Regions from separate parts of the Homo sapiens genome. Here region 1 is linked to region 2. The links are chromatin loops, found by intact Hi-C in ENCODE. Cell type or tissue: dorsolateral prefrontal cortex. All regions are shown on one strand. Links, peaks and the distances in the headings refer to the core of each region. The heading gives the core; the rest is flanking DNA.

The links. Hi-C counts contacts between places; a loop is a spot of excess contacts. Peaks named below come from ENCODE experiments on the same cell type or tissue, not always from the same donor. Only the 100,000 strongest peaks of a DNase experiment are listed, where the experiment ranks them.
Region 1: it touches region 2 in a loop (4-fold over the local background); 5 of 110 quality-filtered maps call a loop at or near these places.

Annotation. Positions count from the first base shown.
Region 1 is chr3:105,394,106-105,405,247 of GRCh38, reverse strand. The region is part of intron 1 of ALCAM (activated leukocyte cell adhesion molecule); the gene reads right to left. Among named protein-coding and RNA genes, the nearest start is that of ALCAM, 33 kb to the right of the region's middle. RefSeq lists an enhancer at 2,030-3,229. In dorsolateral prefrontal cortex, for the core only: no CTCF peak of the experiment used is centred there; a DNase peak (open chromatin) is centred at 5,467; H3K4me3 peaks cover 2,166 bases; H3K27ac peaks cover 3,028 bases.
Region 2 is chr3:105,442,496-105,453,637 of GRCh38, reverse strand. All of the region lies in intron 1 of ALCAM (activated leukocyte cell adhesion molecule), which reads right to left. It overlaps LOC124906263 (a long non-coding RNA gene), which reads right to left. Exons shown (of 2, transcript XR_007095989.1): 2 at 2,364-11,142. Among named protein-coding and RNA genes, the nearest start is that of ALCAM, 81 kb to the right of the region's middle. In dorsolateral prefrontal cortex, for the core only: no CTCF peak of the experiment used is centred there; a DNase peak (open chromatin) is centred at 4,797; H3K4me3 peaks cover 1,974 bases; H3K27ac peaks cover 7,365 bases.

The DNA of each region.
Region 1 (11,142 bases), core at 1,711-9,710, 48 kb after region 2:
TGGAGTGCAATAGTATGATCTTGGTTCACTGCAACCTCCACCTCCCAGGTTCAAGCGATTCTCCTGCCTTAGCCTGCCAAGTAGCTGGGATTACAGGCATGTGCCACCACGCCCAGCTAATTTTGTATTTTTAGTAGAGACAAGGTTTCTCCATGTTGGTCAGGCTGGTCTCGAATTCCCGACCTCAAGTGGTCTGCCTGCCTCGGTCTCCCAAAGTGTTGGGATTACAGGTATGAGCCACCCCACTGGGCCCCCTCTTTGTCTTTTTTAACTGCTGTTGCTTTAAAGTTTGTTTCGTCTGACATAAGAACAGCTAATCCTGCTTGCTTTTAGCGTCCATTTGCGGAATATCTTTTTCCACACCTTTATCATAAGTTTATGTGAATCATTATGTGTTAGGTGAGTCTCCTGAAGATAGCAGAAACTTGGTTGGTGACTTCTTATCCATTCTGTCATTCTGCATCTTTTAAGTGGAGCATTTAGGTCATTTACATTCAATGTTAGTATTGAGATATGAGGTACCATTCTATTCATCGTGCTATTTTTTTTCCTAAATACCTTGTTTTTTTTTTCATTGTGTTATTGTTATATAGGTCCTGTGAGATTTATGCTTTAGGGAGGTTCTATTTTGTGTATATTGAGGATTTGTTTCAGGATTTAGAGCTCCTTTTAGCAGTTTTTGTAGTGCTGGCTTGGTAGTGGCAAATTCTCTTAGCATTTGTTTGTCTGGAAACAACTGTATCTTTCCTTCATTTATGAAGCTTAGTTTCACTGGATACAAAATTCTTGGCTGATAATTGTTTTGTTTAGGAGGCTAAAAATAGGACCCCAATCCCTTCTACCTTGTAGGGTTTCTGCTGAGAAATGTGCTGTTAATCTGATAGGTTTTCCTTTGTAGGTTACCTGATGCTTTTGCCTCACAGCTCTTAAGATTCTTTCTTTTGTCTTGACTAGATAACGATGACTACATGCCTAGTCAATGATCTTTTTGCAACGAATTTCCCAGGTGTTCTTTGAGCTTCTCATCTTTGGATGTCTAGATCTCTAGCAATTCCAGGGAAGTTTTCCTTAATTATTCCCTCAAATATGTTTTCAATACTTTTAGATTTCTCTTCTTCCTCAGGATCACCAATTATTCTTAGGTTTGGATGTTGAACATAGTCCCAAACTTCTTCGAGGCTTTGTTCATTTTTTTTCCATTCTTTTTCTTTGTTTTTGACAGATTGGGTTAATTCAAAAGACTTGTCTTTGAGCTCTGAAGTTCCGTCTTCTGCTTGTTCAATTCTATTGCTGATACTTTCTAGTACATTTTGCATTTCTCTAAGTGTGTCCTTGATTTCTAGAAGTTGTGATTGTTTTTTATTTATGCTATCTATTTCACTGAAGAATTTTCCTTTCATATCCTGTATCATGTTTTTTATTTCATTAAGTTGGACTTCACTTTTCTCTGGTGGCTCCTGGATTAGCTTAATAATCAACCTTCTAAATTCTTTTTCTGGCAATTCAGAGAATTTTGTCTTGGTTTGGATCCATTGCTGGTGAGCTGATATGATCTTTTTGGGGTGTTGAAGAAACCTCTTTTGTCGTATTACCAGAATTGTTTTTCTGATTCCTTTTCGTTGGTGTAGACTATGTCAGATGGCAGATCTGGGATTCAAGGGCTGTTGTTCAGATTCTTTTGTCCCACAGGGTGCTCCCTTGATGTGGTGTTCTCCCCCTTCTCCTAGGAGTGGGGCTTCCTGAGAGCCAAACCGTCATGATTGTTTTTGCTCTTCTAGGTCTGGCAACCCAGTGGAGCTACCAGCTTAGGCTGGTACTGGGGAGTGTCTGCAATGAGTCTTGTGATGTGATCCGTTTTCAGGTCTCGCAGCCTGCTCCGGTGAAGGTATCAGGGGAGTGAAGTGGACACCATAAGGGTCCCTGGTTGTGTTTTTATTTAGTGCACTGATTTTGTGTTTGTTGGCCTCCAGCCAGAAGGTGATGCTTTCAAGAGCACATCAGAGCTGGGTGTGGCGGTTCACACCTGTAATCCCGGCACTGTGGGAGGCTGAGGTGGGTGGATCACCTAAGGTCAGGAATTCGAGACCAGCCTGGCCAACATGGGGAAACCCCGTCTCTACTGAAAATACAAAAATTGGCTGGGCGTGGTGGCGGGCATCTGCAATCCCAGCTACTTGGGAGGCTGAGGCAGGAGTATCACTTGAACCCAGGAAGAAGAGGTTGCAATGAGCTGAGATTGCACAATTGCACTCCAGCCTGGGCAACAAGAGCAAAACTCCATTTAAGAAAAAAAAAAAAAAAAAAAAAAAGCGCATCAGCTGCAATCCTATAGAGAAGATGCAAACTTGCCCTAGGGACACCTGGTTAAGTATTCAGGTTTCTCAGACGGTGGGCAGGGCTATAGGGCTCCCAGGAGATTATGATCTTTGTCTTTGGCTACCTGGGCAGGCAGAGGATGACCACTAGGTAGGGGCAGGGATAGACGTGTCTGAACTCAGCCTCTCCTGGGCAGAGCTTGCTGTGGCTGCCATGGGGGATGGGGGTGCAGTTATAACTCCAATGGAGTTACATTCCAAGGGGGATTATGGCTGCCTCTGCTGAGTCATACAGGTCTCCAAGGAAGTGGGAGAAAGCCAGCAGTCACGGGCCACACCCCGCTCCCATGCAGCCTGCACACCTAAAGGCCGGTCTCACTCCCACCATGCCCCACCAACAGCACCGAGTCTATTTCTATGCAGCAGGTGACCAGGGCTGAGAATTTGCCCCAAACCACGAGACTCCCCATTGAGAAAGCAAGCTGACTCACAGTTTTTCAGCATCTCATGGAGCCTGCAGCAGTGATACAGTTCCTTCAAAGGGTCTGTGGATTCTCTCTGCTTTCCTGGTATGTTCCTGCTGTAGTTCTTGGAGCAATGGTTCACAATGAATCTCCACACACTGCTCTGTCTGTCTGAGTGGGAGCCACAAGCTAGTCCTGCCTCCTATCCAACATCTTCTAGTTGCAATATCGACATTTCTAATAATATGACAAAGTATCTAGATTTGGCACATTTCTTGATGGAATATTTCCATTGAGTATAAATGAAATCACTATATTATCTAAGAGTAAGCTGTTTTATTTACTTTCTGTATAAGCCTTATCTTGACATCTATGATGGGGATGTTTGGTAAAGCTTCATGATTGTTATTTCTATCACTCACTTTGCTTCCTGTTTGTCATCATTCACTACCCCAAGTTGCTATTTTTCTTCTCTGTTTTTTTCAAGCAGTCGTTTGCAATCATGGCTACACATTAGAATCACTTCTAAAGCTTTTAAACAATACTAATGCCTGAGCCCCAAGTCTAGAAATTCTTATTTCATTGTCTGTGGTTAGACTCAATTATTCATATTTTCAAAACTTCCAAGATGATCCTAAGTGCAGTCAGGGTTGAAAACCACTAGTCTAGAGGAGTTTACTTTGCTTCAGAACACCTAAGTCACATGGACATTCCTTAATAATGAGAAAGACGGGGTCATTAAAAGGGCTATACTATGGGGGTGGCAACTTTACTCAACTTCTTCAACTTAATATGAAGAAGTCTTTCTAAAAGAGTCAGAATGATTTAAAACAAATTTTAGACATACTACAAGTTCTACAAAGGCAAGGACTCTATCTATCTTAGTGATTATTGTATTTTCAGGTGTTGGTAGTTCCATGCTGATAACATATAAACACTTGATAAAAATTTACTGGATGAATGAATGAATAAACAACCGCACTGAGAGCAACCATGAGCTTAGTGGAAAATACAGCGTATTTCTTGTGACAATGCTATCTGACTATTATCTTCTCCTGAACATTTTGTACTGCTCCTCTACTGTGCTGCTCCTGTGTCTCAGCCCCTAAGGAAACTTCCCAAGTAGTTGTGTATAGGAGTCAGCAAAATTCGTAAGATTCAGTGGTGATCTTTCAAATACTAGACGTAAATTACAGAGACAGTACATAATTTCAGTTTTTATTTATTGTCTACTTACATTTATTTCTATTCCACACAAAAGGGGATCATCAGCTACTAAGGTGTGGGTGTTCCTTGTGGAATCAGTAGCCAATTTCTAAGAAACGATCAATGCCTGTAGCAGTTCCTTGTTATGCACTAATCTAGGTTCAACTTCCATGGAAAATACACTTCTGGTATAATTCTGATTGTCCAGAGTTTGTTTGCTTTTCCTTTATAATACAGTTTTGCTTTTCTTTAATAGTAAGAGTCTTTAGTAATAGTTCGATTCTTGAGTGCCTACTTTGTGTACAAAATGCTTTAATACACATTTTTAAAATTTAATTATGCCACTAACTTTATAAAACAGGTATTACCTTCCCCATTTTACAGATGGGAATTAAAGTATCCAAAGACTGATGTAACTTTCTCAACGGCAAATGACTAGCTGGTAACTGAGTAGAAATCTAATCCCTGGTCTACTTAACCCCATCTCTGAACAATAGATTAGTTTCTCTTCTCTTCCCTCAACCAACAAATCCCACCACCACTTCCAACACAACTACCATCATTCCATCTTCAGGGAATCTTACACTTGAGTGTTTAGTATTTCTTCACTTCTGTCTAGAAAGAGTTCTTCTCTTTACGTATGTCCTGAGGGTCTTTTACTCATCTCTGAACCTGAGACTAAAAAATGTTAAAAATTCTTATTATTACTGTATTACTCTTCTAAATTTATAGTATTCTAAAATGACAGTGGTAAAATCATTATATAAATGCAAATGATACATTATGCTCAGTCTATTAAAGTTCTCCTTCACAGTATCAATGAATAAAATTAAAATTTATTTTACATTTCTTTTACAATATTTCATACCTGCAAAAATGAAGATATTAGGTTTCTGCTTATTATTTATAAGTTAAATGACATATTAAATGATGTTTGCAGCAGATTTTTTTAAGGCATTTTTCAAAACCTAATAGTAAAGTATCTGTTTTATCAATGGCAGATTAGAAGCTTTCAAATACTTTACCCACAAACATGCTATAAGAAAAATACTTTATCATCTTCTTAATGACCCAAACAAGGGCTATCTGCTTTTCTCATTCTTCCTGTGTATGTTTAAAAGCATCTATGCCCTTTTATCAGCCTTAACAGGACAACGTAGTTAACCCTTCCAACTATTATGCTTATAACCTCAATTATTTAAAAACAGGTAGGGACAACTTATAAAATCTGTATATAACAATAAAGGTATTAACAAGTCAGTGACAGAAAGTAGGTGATGATAGTCAGGGATGGGGTAAGGAAATTTAGGACAATGTTTGCTACTTTTTAAGAACAGTTTTTATACGAAGGGATGTAGGCTGTCTGCTAACCAAGTTAATCTTAGCCAGTGGGTAAGAATGCTCTGTATTCTAAGGCCAATGGTGACTGCTGAAAAAGAGCCAAAGTTTTCCAAACAGAGTGGCTCTTGTTGTCTTTGTGGGAACTGACTGGCTCTTGGATTTTCCAGGGAGGGCAGGTTTTCATGGTTTGAGTGGTCAGAAAAGGATAGCCTGAAAGATTGGTCAAAAAACATAAAACCATCAGGATATAACATTAAACCATTAAGAGATTATGAAATTAGCATTAGTTACAGTAACTGGATATAGTCTTTTGCTTATTTCATTCACTTTTTTTCATACTGAAATCTGATAAGAAATTAAAAGAATTGTAGACAATAAATCTAGGCCTAATATGTGTATTTATATGCAACAATATACATTTATTGCCACTAAATATTCCCTCTTAACTACTCTGAATTGCTTTAACTAGTTATTTGATATATGGGTAATAATAAAATTTATATTCTGATGTAATATGACATTTTGATTTATACTTTCAAACTTACAAAGTTTAAAAGGAAAGATGAGTATTGTAAATATACCAACAATCACTGCACTAGCTTTTAGAAAGGTAACAGGCATGCAATTTCCTTGAAACTAAAGTGTAAAGAAAAAAAATAGGTCAGCAAATATTTACTGAAATTTGCTGGGTACGATGATGCATACAGAAATGATCAGTGTCTGAACTATATCTGAATAATTTCTGTTAAAACTGAAATGCAATTATTTTTGAAATGCAAAAGACCACCAAACTCAAGTAGCATTTTAAAAAAATGACAAAAATCAGTTGCAGTCTGTGTTTTAAAGGAATTTCAAATATGCCTTATAAGAAATTCACATTAGGGGCTGCATTTCTATGTATTTTGAGTAAACTAACCAAAGTAACTTAAGATTCACAAGGAAAAGAGATGAGAGTAGAACAAAATAAAAGAAGTGTGAATGTAGTAAAAAAAAATCAAAGAAAAGGAAGAAAAGGAAAAAAAAAAGCTTATGAGTCCTAGAAGGGTTAGAACACTTTTTTTTTCTTGCTCTTGGCAGAAGGAACAAAGCAACAAGCAATCTCCAGTGCTAAGAAAAATGTAGACATGAATTAATGGTGATTAGAAATTGGTAAATATTACCAGCTTCTTTATAAATGGCTCTCCTAAACATGCTATGGTTAATGGTTTAGGGTACAAAAGATATGACCAAAGCAAAAGCCATAAAAGAGGCTTTTATACTAAGGAAATAATTTATACAATAAACACAAGTGTAGTCATTCCAGCTGGCATGCTGCTATCCATCTTAATTATTGCAATAAATGAACCACTGGCCATCACATTTAAAAGACTATGGAAAACTGGATGGCTACCAAAAGATCAGAAAGAAAAGCTTTATGTTAAAATAAAGTGATGATTAAATTGAAAATCAGGCCATAATACTGATGATACATTTTCACTAGGCTAAATAAGGTAGCATTATCTCTGAAAATTATATTTACTTGACCTCGTAAATTTCTCAGTAATTTAAGAAGCAACTATATAATTTGTGCACTATCCACATACCAGATTGTATTTACAGAAAGCATTTTTTCTTCTGAAAAAAAATGAAAGAGGGGGAGCTGCAGTGGGCATGCATGGGTCAGCACAGCATAGGCTAATTGAAGTTTTGGTATATAGACAGCACTGCCTCCTCTAGGACAGCTGTTCTCAAAGTGTGGTCCCAGGACTGGCAACATCAGCAACATATGGGACCTTGTTAGAAATGCAAATTTGGAACCCCACTTCAGAAATACTGAATCTGAAACTGTAGATGTCAAGCCCAACAACCTATGTTTTAACAAACTCTCCAGGTGATTGAGAGGCACGTGCAAGTTTAAGAACCACCATTCCACCAAAACAAAAGCTTCATAGGACCATGTTTTCTTTATCACTGCATCCCTAGCATCCAACTTAACACAGTAGCTAACCCATGGTAGTCACTCAACAAATATTTGTTGAATTAATTAGTTAAGAAAGCTTTTATTAAAAAGTGGATTTAAAATGATATTCTAAAGCATTATTTTACATATTTTTAGTGTTGTCAAATAAATAATTCCATTTATCAAACAGAAGTTCAATTTTTTTAAAAGCTTCATTTTATTGGTTCAGTTCTTATTTGCATTTAGTCAAATTATATTTGGAAAACAAAGTGTTCTTTAAAAAGGTATGTGACAATCATTATACGTAAATAGTTTAGAATTTCTGGATGAGTGGTTAATTTGTTGTGTTTCGTTGTTATTGAAAATTGGAGGGAGGGTTATTTGAGGAAAGCTTGATCATGAAAAATGGAATCTACTACCTATTCATGAATATATTATGTTATGTTAAATAACAAGAAGTGATAGCTATAAGTTTAAATTGATATGTTTAAATCTATTATCTCTATACTTGGTATAAATTATTTTTTAAATTTAGTCACCCATTTAAACTTAGAGTTATCACTTTTTGTTATTCAACATAACATAATGTACTTACATAATTTTGAATTACAAAGCAACTCAAGCACTTTGACTAAGTTTACTTCATATATACATGTGTACAACTTGCAGAAGATACACTTTATTTTTCAAAAGTAATGTTTATAAGGAATAAACAAAAATCAAAACTTAAAACAATAGTATAATATTTATCTGTAAAGCTTAAACTCACATTGCCAGTTAGATAAGGGAACAAATGCCAAGAGAAAAATTTATTAATCTCAAAAGGCAGAGTAATGGCCTCATCATTTCACAAAGCACAATTTCAGGAGACACACTTTATTGTATTTCTTTGTGTGAATTATAAACTTTAGTAGAAAATGGGAAATAGGCAAAGTAATACATTTTAACTGTAGCACACCAATTGATATAGCCTCGCAAAAAAAGGTTATTTTGAAAAATTAATTCAATTCATCTACAATAGGAAACCTGTCACCATAAGCTGAAATTGGATAAAAGTCCACAGATAGTTAACACTTTCATGCCACCTAAAAGTATACATATGCTTTTTATGAAAAATTACTATCTCACATGCTAACATTTAACAAAGGAACTATAAAACTGCTAAGAAATGAATCCAGAGGCTATGGTCTTTGGAAAGGTATGGTAACCTTTAAGAGGGCAATCACTTTTTCCTAAATACTACTTGCAGAGTTAACCATCCCAATAATCGCTGACACCATGAACATCAAGGACAGACAGAGGACTGGGCAGTAGGGAAGCTATGGTTCCACAATATTTTTACTGTTAGATAGTAGATATTGCTGAAGAATGTCCAAAACTTCATTAAATCTACTAGAAATTAATTCTACTTAAAAACTCAATTTGTACTAATGCTTTTGTTCATCCTTTGTTTCTACCTTTTAGGAAGAAGTCCAGTAAGTTTCTAGTAATCTTGTCCCGTTTCTCAGTTTTGTCTCTTTCTCCAGATTTGAGACATTGCCCAATCAATCCCTGTGCTTTTCCAAGTTCAGTTTTGCCCTTTGAGTCTGATCCTTCTTTCCTTTTGGCTCCCACAGATATTCAGGTCTCTTCTATTTCAAAGATTCTCAGGAAGATCATACCTCCTAGCTCCTAAACCTCCTATTTCTCTCCTTATGATCATCACTAAGCTCCATTCTCTGTCTTCACTGTACTCCAATGATTTGCACAGCAGCCACATCCTTGAATTGTTGAATATAGATACAGTATTTTACTCATTTATTCAGCACCACGGTTATAACTTGCTTATGATGAGTGTCTAATAAATATTAATTTAATTAAGCAAAAAATGCTATAGTAGGCAGTTATTATTGTGCTTGCCCAGTCTACTTTATTAGCACATCCCAAGGCTTCTTGAAATTGCACAGAAACCTATCAAATTCCCCTCCTCCAATGTTAGTTGACTGGTCCTAAATGGACACCTGACCCAAGCTAAGCCAATCAGAAACCTTGCCCTGTGAATTCAGAACTAGGCAAACTATGTTTATTAAATGGAGGAGAACTCAATCCAGGAGACATGGGCTGCCATATGGCCTTAGAATCAAAATGGGATAGTCTTCAGAAAGAGAGAAGGCAAATGAAAAGAAAGAAGAGCTGAGGAATTGAGACAGACAGAACTGATAGCCTTCATGCCCTTAATTTAAATTCGTTCTTGAGATCTAAGTCCTAGCTTCATTATAGAGATGCATATCTTACTATAGCTCTGTTACAGAGACTTCTTGTTCCCTCGTTATATATCCCCCATATTTGCTTAAGCTAGATCCTGTTGATTCCTGTCATTGCAATAAGATATCCTAAATAACATGGTGTCATAAGTCATATTGAATTAATTGCTTTTAACTTAATAGTAAAAGAAAAGCATATTTTCATGGGAATAATCTAAAATGGAGAGCTGATGTAAAAGAATCACTTGACATCAAATAGAAAAAATATGTCACATGAGTATACATACATAACAATTTAGTAAGAAAACATCTCTGGATATAAGAAATAAGAGCTCATTTGTTGCTGTGAATTTCTCTATTTCTGTGTACTCTCCAAGGACAAAAAACTCTTGAATCTTCATATTATACTTTATAGGATTACAGTGACACTGTATGAAACATCCTCCTGAAAAAGTTGCATTGAAGATTGTACAACCTGAAGAGTAAAAACATATTCCATTGTGGTCACTAAATATATATTTTAATGGAAAGATCTTGAAAGGCCCAAAATAACTGCCAAAAAATTTTAATACCAGAAATCCTTTGTTAATAAGTTGGCAGGGCGGTCATTTGATGAAAAGTCAAATCATACATGTTGATTAACTTAAGATAAACTTTGAGAATAAGTTTATGGCATGAGGTACATGCTTTATTTACTGTGCTTACAGTTATAAAGTTAGAAATTACTCCGTGAAATACAGTCATTATTACCTTGCTTGCATTTTATTTCACCAATTATAAAACTACAACTACTTTCCACATTAGTAGAAAAAATGAATATATACAACCAAACCTTACAGGTCTGCTATAATAGGCTCAGAAAAAACAAAGGCAATTTGTGTAAGCTACTGAATTATCTAAAAAATTTCCCAAAATATAGTCATTGGTTTGCCATGCTTGTTTTATGGCTGCAGTTAATATTAAAATGGAAAAAGAAACCACCTTTCTGCCTAAACAATTTTGCAGATGTCAATAAATCTATAGATTGCAGGAGAAAATTGGAGTTGTGTAGTACTAAACACAATTTAACTCTGAAATTAAAAAAATATTTTCAGGAGTAGTTTATGGAATATATTACATGTCCTGTGTTTTCCCAAAAATAGTGAAAACTTGTTAAAATTCCTTTGGGACATAGGTCTGATTTATAAAGCCAGACTAGCTGGAAGGCATCTAAGGAAATCCCTGCAGTTTTGGTAAATGTAAATAACAACAAAGAAGCAGAGACATTTCTATGGGCCTGTTGAAAAGAGAACCAGGGATTCAGAAAAGCCTAGGCACGTGGGAGGAAATGCAGTCATTTCCAGATCATGACGTGTTTGCTCTGCAGGAGATAAGTACCTCAACATGCCTATGCTTCCCTCATCCCTCGCATGTCCCTTCCGCGTAGCTATGTATGTCCTTCTCAGACACAGACATACATAGGTAGTGAGTCATATGTCAGGGAAACACATAGCAAAGTAAAATGCGAAGTAAACAAAATTAACCGATTACTTTAAATTATTTTGTATTAGTGGATTCAATTGTCTAAGAATAAAATTTTAATCTTTTCAGCTTTAGGAGGCTTACAGGCTGTTACCATACTTAGTCAAAGTACT
Region 2 (11,142 bases), core at 1,718-9,717:
CTATTCCCATCAAACTACCATTGACATTCTTCACAGAATTAGAAAAAACTATTTTAAATTTCATATGGAATCAAAAAAGACCCCATATAGCCAAGACAATCCTAAACAAAAAGAACAAAGCTGGAGGCATCACTCTACCTGACTTCAAACTATACTACAAGGCTCCAGTAACCAAAACAGGATGGTACTGGTAACACCACAGACATTGGGACCAATGCAGCAGAATGGAGACCTTAGAAATAACACCACACATCTACAACCATCTAATCTTCAACAAGCCTGACAAAAACAAGCAATGGGGAAAGGATCTCCTATTGGATAAACGGTGCTGGGAAAACCGGCTAGCCATATGCAGAAAACTGAAACTGGAACCCTTCCTTATACCTTATACAGAAATCAACTCAAGATGGATTAAAGACTTAAATGTAAAACCCAAAATTATAATAACCCTGGAAGAAAACCTAGGCAATACCATTCAGGATGTAGGCATAGGCAAAGACTTCATGACAAAAATGCTAAAAGTAATTGCAACAAAAGCCAAAATTGACAAATGGGATCTAATTAAACTAAAGAGCTTCTGCACAGCAAAAGAAACTATCATCAGAGTGAACAGGCAACCTACAGAATGGGAGAACATTTTTGAAATCTACCCACCTGACAAAGGTCTAATATCCAGAATCTGCAAGGAACTTAAACAAATTTACAAGAAAAAACAAACAACCCCATCAAAAAGCGGGCAAAGGGTATGAACAGACACTTCTCAAAAGAAGACATTTATGCAGCCAACAAACATATGAAAAAAAGCTCATCATCACTTGTCATTAGAGAAATGCAAATCAAAACCACAGTGAGATACCATCTTACACCAGTCAGAATGGCAATTATTAAAGTCAGGAAACAGTGGATATTGGTGAGGCTGTGGAGAAACAGGAATGCTTTTATACTGTTGGTGGGAATGTAAACTAGTTCAGCCATTGTGGAAGACAGTATGGCAATTCCTCAAGGATCTAGAACCAGAAATTTCATTTGACCCAGCAATCCCATTACTGGGTATATACCCAAAGGAATATAAATCATTCTCTTATAAAGACACATGCACAAGTATGTTTACTGCAGCGCTATTTACAATCATAAAGACACAAAACCAACACAAATGCCCATCAATAGATAGACTGGATAATGAAAATATGGCACATATACATCATGGAAGACTATCCAGCCATAAAAAGGAATGAGATTATGTCCTTTGCAGGGACATGGATGAAGCTGGAAGCCATCATCCTCAGGAAAGTAACACAGGAACAGAAAACCAAATACTGCATGTTCGACTCTCACTCATAAGTGGGAGTTGAACAATGAGAACACATGGACACAGAGAGGGGAAAAACACATACTAGGGCCTGTTGGGAGGTGGGAGTGAGGGGAGGAACTTAGAGGATGGGTCAATAAGTGCAGCAAACCACCATGGCACATGTATACCTATGTAACAAACCTGCACATTCTGCACATGTATCCTTTTTTTTGGAAGAAAAAAAAACCAAAAAATGAAAAAAAATTATTTCACTAAGATACTGGAAGGGAGAAATCTTGCTTAAGAAACTGTGAAGGTAAAATTGAGAATATGAGTAAAGCCACAAACCAGAGGCAGATAATACAACTTGCAGTGCAGACCCAAATCAAGGACTACCCTGAGATAAGCCAATGAAAAAGTCAGGACAAGAGTGATGGGAGTGTATATGGGGTGAATTTGGGACTTGGGGAAGGTGGCAAACCAACGCAGTGTCCTAAAAGCTTTTAAATTATGCTGTTCAAATCTCAATTATCCTTGCCAATATGGTTTTATACTTGATCTGCCAATAACCAAGAAAGCTGTATTAAAATAGTGAAGGATTTATTAATGCCTCTTCATAGATCAAACCAGTTTTGTTTATATATTTTGAAGCTGTACTATTCAGTAAATAAAGTTTTCAATTGTTATGTTCCTAACAAATTGAACCTCTTAGCATTATTTATTGACTCTCTTTATCTTTTTTAATGCTTTTATTTTCCCTCAAAGTCTGTTTTGTTTTGTAGACCTGCTTTCTTTTTGTTAATATTTTCCTGACATATTCTTTCTAGGCTTGACATTCAAACTTTTCATGTTCTTGTGTTTTATTTAATTAGTCTCTTGTAGAAATGACATAGCTGGAGTTTGTTTCTATGCGGTCTGAGGGTCTTTGTGCTTTAACAGGACAGCTTATTCCATTTTCCTTCTTTCTCTTTCTTGCTTTCTTTTCTTTTTTTCTTATCTCTTCATCTTTATCCCTCCCTCCTTTCCTCCCTCTCTCCCTTCCTTCATTTCCTTCCTTTCCTTCTTTCCTTCCTTTCCTTCCTTTCTTCTTGCTTCCTTGCTTTATTTTTCTTTCAAGATGGGGTCTTGATATATTGTCCAGGCTGGTCTTGAACTCCTTAGCTACAGCAATCCTCCCACCTTAGCCTTCCAAGTAGCTGAAATTACAGGGTTGCACCACCATGCTCAGATTTTTTTTTCCTTTATTTTGTTTACTTACTTCTTTGGATTTATTTCCACTCTCTTATTTCTATTTATCCTTTCTATTCATTCTGCCTTTCCTGTTTTACACTCACCCTTCCTACCTCCTTTGGGTGTACTTTTTCTCTTCCCCATCCTAATTCTCCCTCTACATGTTTGGAATTGATTAATTAAAACTCTACGTCATTCTTCTGAACGAAGTTTAAATAGTATTTTTTTTCTCCAAATATACCTTGACCTCAGGATGCCTTAAATCTGATCTCCCACCCTTCTAAATTTACATACTACTTTTGTCCATTCTAGGCTCTTTGCCCCCAACAGACATTGGATATTATCATTATTTAGTGAATTATATGTTTTCTTCGTTTTCTCTACAAATTTACCAAAATACATATTCACCATCTATCCTTGCACACTCCATCTATTCTGTCTGAGACATATAGAAAAAAAGAATTTAAAGTTGTGCATGGCAAATTAAAAGTACTCAAGTATATGACAAATATTACTATTATTATCATTAGTTTTCTCAAAGAGACTTATGGCACCCATACAATTAAAGAAACAACACCTTATGGTTTGATATGTATTTTGCTTTGGAAGTTATTTAAGGTAACAGATGATTGATTCAAAGTGTATTAAATCCCTCTGAGAATGCTAAGGAGTGTGTGTATGTGAGGTAGTGGGTGAAAATGAAAGTTGGCCTAGGACATTGAGAAGGTAAAGGAGGTGGTATGAGATTTGTGCTGCAACTTCTATCAAAACGTCCCTGCTCTGGAGAGCAAAGGGAGTAATGCTGAGGAATTATCCGGAGTATCAGACAATAGTAAGAGAAAAGGAAGAAAAGAGAAGTAGAAGAGAGATATTTCAAGCTTAAATGAAACAGATGAGGAAAGAACTCAACCCATGATTTAAGTCTTGGGGTATCTCAACCATTTCTTGAAATCTACTCTATACTATGTACATAGCACCTTCAAACTGGTAAGTTTTCATGGAACTATTATTAGAACTATTATTAATAACATTATGGAAGAAACAGTGCCCAGAAAGTAGTAAACATACAGCACACTTTTTGATTCAAAGACACATATGAATGTGTATCTATTGTGCTTCCTTTGTTAGTAAGAGATGCAATATAGAACACAATAGACGAGTTTGAGTTTAATTAGCAGGACATTTTAAATCCATCATTTAGAAAACGAGGATAAAACAATCTATTTAATGAAAGTAGTATATTGCTGTTGAAGTGTATAAACTGTGCCACCATTCTCTTGGTGGTTTTCCCCCTCTATTTCTCATTAGTTTCAACTCATTAACATTTTCTGACAAATGTAAATCCTATAAAGCTGATTGGTTTGATTAACCTAATAAAGAAAAAAAGCCAGCCACTTATCAACCTTCACTTGACATTGACATAAAGTCTTTACGTGGCACAGTTCCTGGATTTTGTCATTTGAAATGGGACGAGGGATTGCTAATAGGATGAATAGGGTGGTAGTGCAACAGATTAATTAAGCAGCTCTCAGGAATGATATTGAAAGGTAACTGATTAATTGAACATTGAAGCCATCTAATCAAATAGTGAAACAATAAATATGTTTCTTCAGAGATAAATTATGCATTCATTAGCATATTCATTTATACAGTTGAGTTAACTCTTTGTGTGCTTTTCGTTTTGCCTAGTTGGAAATATCCACCTGCTATAGATTCTCTTTCTCTTCTTTCTAAAAATGCCTGGAGAACGTGCCTGTATTTCTTCAAGATTTGAATAACTTACTTATTAAATATGCAAGCTTTTTGTTCACAAAACTGTGAAAAAATTCACTAAATCAATGCTTTGTCATCTTATACAACCTGCAGCCAAGCAGACCATACAATAGCACTGAAGATAAATCAGTAAGATACTATTTTATGCTGAACCCAGAGTTTAATAAGAACATACAGTTGTAGAATCATTAATGCCAAGGATCCATCAATATATTCATATGTAAATATGCAAACATGCCTTTTACCATGTAGAAACATGTTTGTTTTTTTTCCATGTGAGCCTTCAGAGAAGATGGTCACTTCACAGCTATGAAGTTTTAGTAAAATAAAGAGTGGATCTGAAATCTCAGGGCATCTGGGGAAGATAAATTCAAAGAGCCTAAAAGCAGTTCATTTATACTCAAGCTGTTTCCCTTTTGCCTAAACTGAAGCCCTGCCCCCATTGTTGACACCCGGGCAGAATCCAGTTGCCACAGCTGTGCAGCTCAATGAATAGCAAGATTCTGTTCCCTGTGCCTGTGGATGCTCATCATCAAAAGATGTCTGTCACCCTCTTGTCCATAGGCGAGTTCCCTGCCAGACTGGAGGAGCATAGCTTCATGGGGGAAGGGCACGAAATCTCAGAGATAAGAAACATTGCCTTGTCAGCATCTGAACCCTGGCAGCTTCTAGTCCTAGTGCAGAGTCCTGACTGAATTCCTGTGTCAGTGACTTTCTTACAGAAATTTAAGCTCTTCCTAAGGCAAAGCTCTCCAGGAGAGAAGTCCTGTTAATACTTCTACTGCCACAGATGTCATGTGGAAAATTGGATGGAGCCATGGTTACTCATTGCTCTAGGTTGGAATTGGCTAAAAAGGCAGTATCATGTATAGAGGCAAGATGTTACAGAGCTGTTGGCTGAAAAAAGATTCGAAAGATTACTGGAGTGTTTTTTTTTTTAATGGAGACTACAAAATGCAAGGACATTCTTTTTAGGTCAAACAAATTTAATTATTTTCTTTTAGCTTAAAGTTTTAGCTTAAATGAATATCAGATCAGTTACTACAGTAGGTTTAGTGACTGATATTCTTTAGGGTTTTATAAAAGGTGGAAATGTGGTAAAAATCTATACATGAAAATTGCTTTAAATTGAAAAGACAAAGAAGACCTCTAAATCAGGACCAAAATGATTTCAGGACTTCTCTGAAATAATTACAGTTCAGGTTCAGATGAACTTTAAGTAGCTAATGTGTCTTATTTTTATAAAACAGGGTTTCCACACCATTAGAAATCATAATCCCAACTGATTTTTTGTTGTTGTTGGTAGTGAAATCATATATCAAGGTTTCATGTTAAACACATCCAATTGCAGAAATCTAGAGATCTATATGAAAACAATACAATCAGATTAACTAAACCTCTAGTATCTTGCTTGTTATATTTTTGGCCTACTCTTGAGAACATTAGAAAGAAAAATAGGTATAGCCTTTTATTTTCTTTATGTGTTTATTGATAATAATGTCGTGAGCCTCATTCCACTGCCAGCATTATTTGATAACAAAAGCAAAGCACTTGTCAAAAATACGCTACAGTTTCAGAATTATATTTACAAAGGTATAAACACAAACTTATCTTCCCGCACCTTTTTAATTTGAGACAGTTTCTTGCTCTGTCACCCAGGCTGGAGCGCAGTGGCATGATTATGGCTCACTGCAGCTCGATCTCCCTGGCTTAAGCAATCCTCCTGCCTCAGTCTCCGGAGTAGCTGGGTGGTAGCACCCCAGATGCATGCCACCAGGCCTGGCTAAATTTTTAATTTGTATTTCTTGGTAGAGATGGCATGTCCCTATGTTGCCTAGGCTGGTCTCAAGCTCCTGGGCTCAAGCCATCCACTTGCCTTGGCCTCTCAAAGTGCTGAGATTACAGGTGAGAACCACAGTATCTGTCTTAGCTTCCTCTTAACAGGACAGGTAGTGATTTACCTTTAAAAATACAATCTCTAAAATTCTGAAATTTACTCCTGCACTAAAAGTACTACTCTTTTTCATCTTGTCGTCTTAGCTCAACATTCTAATTTTTTTTTAGTATTTAGGATACATTGATTTTAATTTTTTACTCTTTAAGTTTAAAGGAGTAACATATATATATCACATTTCTCTTTGCATTTTCAGAAACCTTAGTATAACAAGATTACCATTTTTGAAATTTTGTTTTTAAGAGACACATAATAATAAATATATTTATGGGGTATATAGTGTGATGTTGTGATACATGTATACATTGTGCGAAAATCAGATCAGGGCATTTAGCATATCCATAACTTCGCACATTTATCATTTTTTTTTGTGGCGAGAACATTCAAAATCCTCTTTTCCAGCTATTTAAAATATACAATACTGTTAACCATTGTCATTCTACTGTGCAATAGAACACCAGAACCTATTCTTCCTATCTAACTGTGACTTTGTACCTGCTGACTCAGTTTCTCCCCATCCTTCCTCTTGTACACGTTCCAGATCTGGGAGCCACTATTCTGCTCTTTAGTTCTATGAGATCAACTCCTGTAGATTCTACAGGTAAGTGAGATAATAAGGAAGGCCTTTGTCTTTCTTTGTCTTGCTTATTTCACCTATCATAATGTCCTCAAGTGTCATCCATGTTGCCACAAATGACATGATTTCATGCTTTTTTAGGGCTCAGTAGTACTCCATTATGTGTGTGTGTGTGTGTGTGTGTGTGTGTGTGTGTGTGTGTACACCAAATTTCCTTTATCCATTCATCCATTGGTAGATACTTAGGTTGAATCCATATCATGGCTATTATGAATAGAGCTTCAATAAACATGAGAGTGCAGCTATCTCTTCAACATACCAACCTAATTTTCTTTGGATTTATACTCCATAGTGCAACTGCTGGATTTTATGGTTGTTCCATTTTTAATTTTTTGAGGAACCTACATACTGTTTTCCATAATAGCTAATACTAATTACATTTCCACCAGTGTATAAGAATTCCCTTTCCCCACATCTGCCAGCATTTGTTATTTTTTGTCTTTGTGATAACAGTCATTCTAATCAGAGTGAGGTGATATCTCATTGTGGTTTTGATTTGCTTTTCCCTGATTATTAGTGATAATGAGCATTTTTTCATATACCCATTGCCATTTGTTTATCTTCTTTTGAGAAATATCTACTCAGGTGTTTTGCATATTTTTAAATTGGATTAATTGGGTTTTTGCTATTGAGTTGAGTTCCTGATATATTCTGTATATTACCTCTTGTCAGATGCATAGTTTTCAAATATTTTCTCCCATTCTGTAAGTTCTATTTTCACTCTTTAGAGTGTTTCCTTTGGTGTACAGGAGCATTTACATTAGATGTAATTCCATTTTGCTATTTTTGCTCTTCTTGCTTGTGCTTTTGTGGTCTTATCCAAAAAAATCCTTGCCCAGACCAATGTCATGAAGCATTTCTCCTAGGTTTCCTTCCAGTAGTTTTATCATTTCAGATCTTACATTTCAGCCTTTAATCAATTTTGAATTGATTTTGTACATGGTGAGAGATAGAGGTCTAGCTTCATTCTTCTGCAGGTGACTATCTAGTTTTCCCAGCACCAATTATTGAAAGACTGTCCTTTCTTCACGTGTATACTTGGCACCTTTGTTGAAAATAAGTTGGCTATAAGTGCATGAATTTATTTATATCTTCTCTATTCTGTTCTGTTGGCCTGTGTGTCTGTTTTAATGCCAGTACCATGCTGTTTTAGTTACTATTAGCTTTGTAGTGTATTTTGAAATCAGGTGGTGTGATGCCTCCAGATCTGTTCTTTTTGCTCAAGATTGCTTTGCTATTTGGGGTGTTTTGTGGTTCCATATGAATTTTAGAGTATTTTTTTCTATTTCTGTGAAGAATTTCATTGATATTTTGATAGGGATTGAATGGAATCTGTAGATTGTTTTGAATAGTATGGACATTTTAACAATATTAAGGGTTCTAATTCATGAGCACAAAATATCTTTCCATTTATTTGTGTCTTCTTCAGTTTTTTTATCAATGTTTTTCAGTGTTTTAGTGTATTGATCTCTCAGTGTAGTAATCTTTCACCTCCTTGGTTAAACTCATCCATAAGATTTTTTTGTTAGTTATTGTAAATCGGATTATTTTCTTGATAATTACTTGTTCATGTATTAACTAACATTTACTGTATCTGAATATTCAGAAATTGAATAGTAGGACAGCTTGATTAATTTTATTTCTTCAATATTAACTTCTCCAATATTTTCTTGTTGCTATTTGAGCTCATTATAAATAGCATTATGATTATATCGTATAGACTAAGATAAATGAAGTTCACTTAAATAATTTGTTTTATATATCATACATCAGATAAACTGTTGATTGTCTCCTGGATGTATTTGGAATGTATGAGTCATTAAACATACAGGCAAATTTGTTTCTAGGGATGCTTTCAATTCTCAAAAGAAAAGTCACTGTTCAGATTTGTTAAGACAATCCAAGTTGGTGTCATTATTTATTATCATATAAAACTGCATTAGTGATTATTTAACTAATTGACTGCTTTTCTTTAAAAAAGATAGAAATAGGGAGATGAAGAGCATGAATACTCTTTAAAGTTTTACACAAACTAAAATAGTATTATTAAGCATTTTGGTTCTAATTGTGAAGATAATCACCTTGCAAACTACCCTGATTCAGAAGTCATGGTATTTTAAGTTATATTTTTCATCTTTGAAACAAATTTTAGGATGTATTTTGAGGTCCTTTCAAAGTGATTTTATATTATGTTGGTGATATGGTTTGGCTCTGTGTCCCCAACCAAATCTCACTGCAAATTGTAATCCCCATAATCCCCATGTGTAGAGGGAGGGACCAAGTGGGCAGTGATTGTATCATGGGGGTGGTTTCTCCCATGCTGTTCTTGTGATAATGAGAGAGTTGTCATGACATCTGGTGGTTTTATAAGGCAGTTTTCCTTGCTCTTGCTTGTTATCTCTCTCCTGCCACCATGTAAGATGTGCGTCTTCCCTTTCCACCATGGTTGTAAGTTTCCTGAGGCCTCCCCAGCCATGTGGAACTGTGAGTCCATTAAATCTCTTCCCTTGATAAATTACCCAGTCTTGGGTATTTCTTTATAGCAGTGTGAGAACAGAGTGTAATACAGTTGGTCAATATTCTTGCTTACTAACAGAAAATGAATTGCAATACCAGTGTAAAAGGAAACATAACCACCTCCATTTTGAATATATTATAAAAAGAGGCATTTCTTGCTCTATGATGGACATACCATGCATTTTTTTAAAGAGCCCTTTAAGAAATTAGAGGTGGTTACTGTTATTTGAAAGGTATAACACAAGTTCAGCACTTATACTGTGCTATAAAATTACCCTAGAATTTCTTTATCATATAAGAAACATTATTAAAACTTCAGTCTATGTTTTTTTGGCATTGTGACAGCAGTCCTCTAAAATTGGGTGTGGATTGAATGAAAGTAGGCATTATAGAAACATTTGATTCATCTCTCTAATAATGTAAAAGTAAGAGAGTTTTGAATTCAGTTCAAAGAATGAAAGCTATAACTGGCCTGATTTAAAATTATTCATGTCAGCAAGTTTATATGCAGAACCATTTGAAACCTGCCTGTGCCTTTTTAAGTGGAAATGAAATTTAGTTCTACATTTGTCCATTGTTTAATAAGATGTGCCTACATGTATATGTTTTATTATAATTTAAAAGAAACCATTTTAAATTAGATATATATTTTACTGGTTTAAGAGTCCATTATTTTAGAAAAACTCCAGTTATACTTTTTATTAATGAATTCTTAAATTCTATTGTATATCTCTTATTATTATTCAATGTCTTTTAGATACCTATGGTTTTATTCATTGGTTCTCAATATTTTTTTCAGCTTTTGGAAAGCTCGCGTGCATAATATACTTCAGTCAGACACACTGCGCCTTGCAGAGTATGGTTTTCAACACAATGGAAATGAATAGAACAGGGAGGAGACATATCAGGATCTGGAGAAAGCTGGGGAGTTAGGAATGCAGTTAGAAAAAATATATAATTTAGCCCCTGGGAATATAGGCATGTCTTCTTGAGAGAATTAGTGATTGAATGGATAATGTTTCCATTTCATTTTCCAAGTAATACACATAACATGTTAATGGTGTACTTGATCTCTTATAAAGGGTGCACCCAAAATAGAAACAAAATCTTGGCTGGGCGAGGTAGCTTATGGCTGTAATCCCCAGGCTTTGGGAGGCCAAGATAGGTGGATCATTTGAGGGTAGCAGTTTGAGACTAGCCTGGACAATATAGCAAGATCCCCATCTCTATACACAAAAAATTAAATTAGCCAGGCATGGTGACCTGTAGTCCAAGCTACTCAGGGGGCTCAAGTGGGAGGATCCCTTTAGCCCAGGAGTTCAAGGCTGCAGTGAGCTATACTCACTATACTTCACCATGCGCAACAGAAGGAGACCTTATCTTAAAAAGTATATGTATTTAAAGTTGAAGGAATCAGTTTTATTAAATGTAATTTCTTTCTTTCTTTTTTTTTTTGAGACGGAATCTCGCTCTGTCACCCAAACTGGAGTGCAGTGGTGCGATCTCGGCTCACTGCAAGCTCCGCCTCCCGGGTTCACATCATTCTCCTGCCTCAGCCTCCCGAGTAGCTGGGACTACAGGTGCCCGCCACCACGCCCGCCTAATTTTTTGTGTTTTTAGTAGAGATGGGGTTTCACCATGTTAGCCAGGATGGTATCGATCTCCTGACCTCGTGATCCACCCGCCTCAGCCTCCCACAGTGCTGGGATTACAGGCGTGAGCCACCGCGCCTGGCCGAAT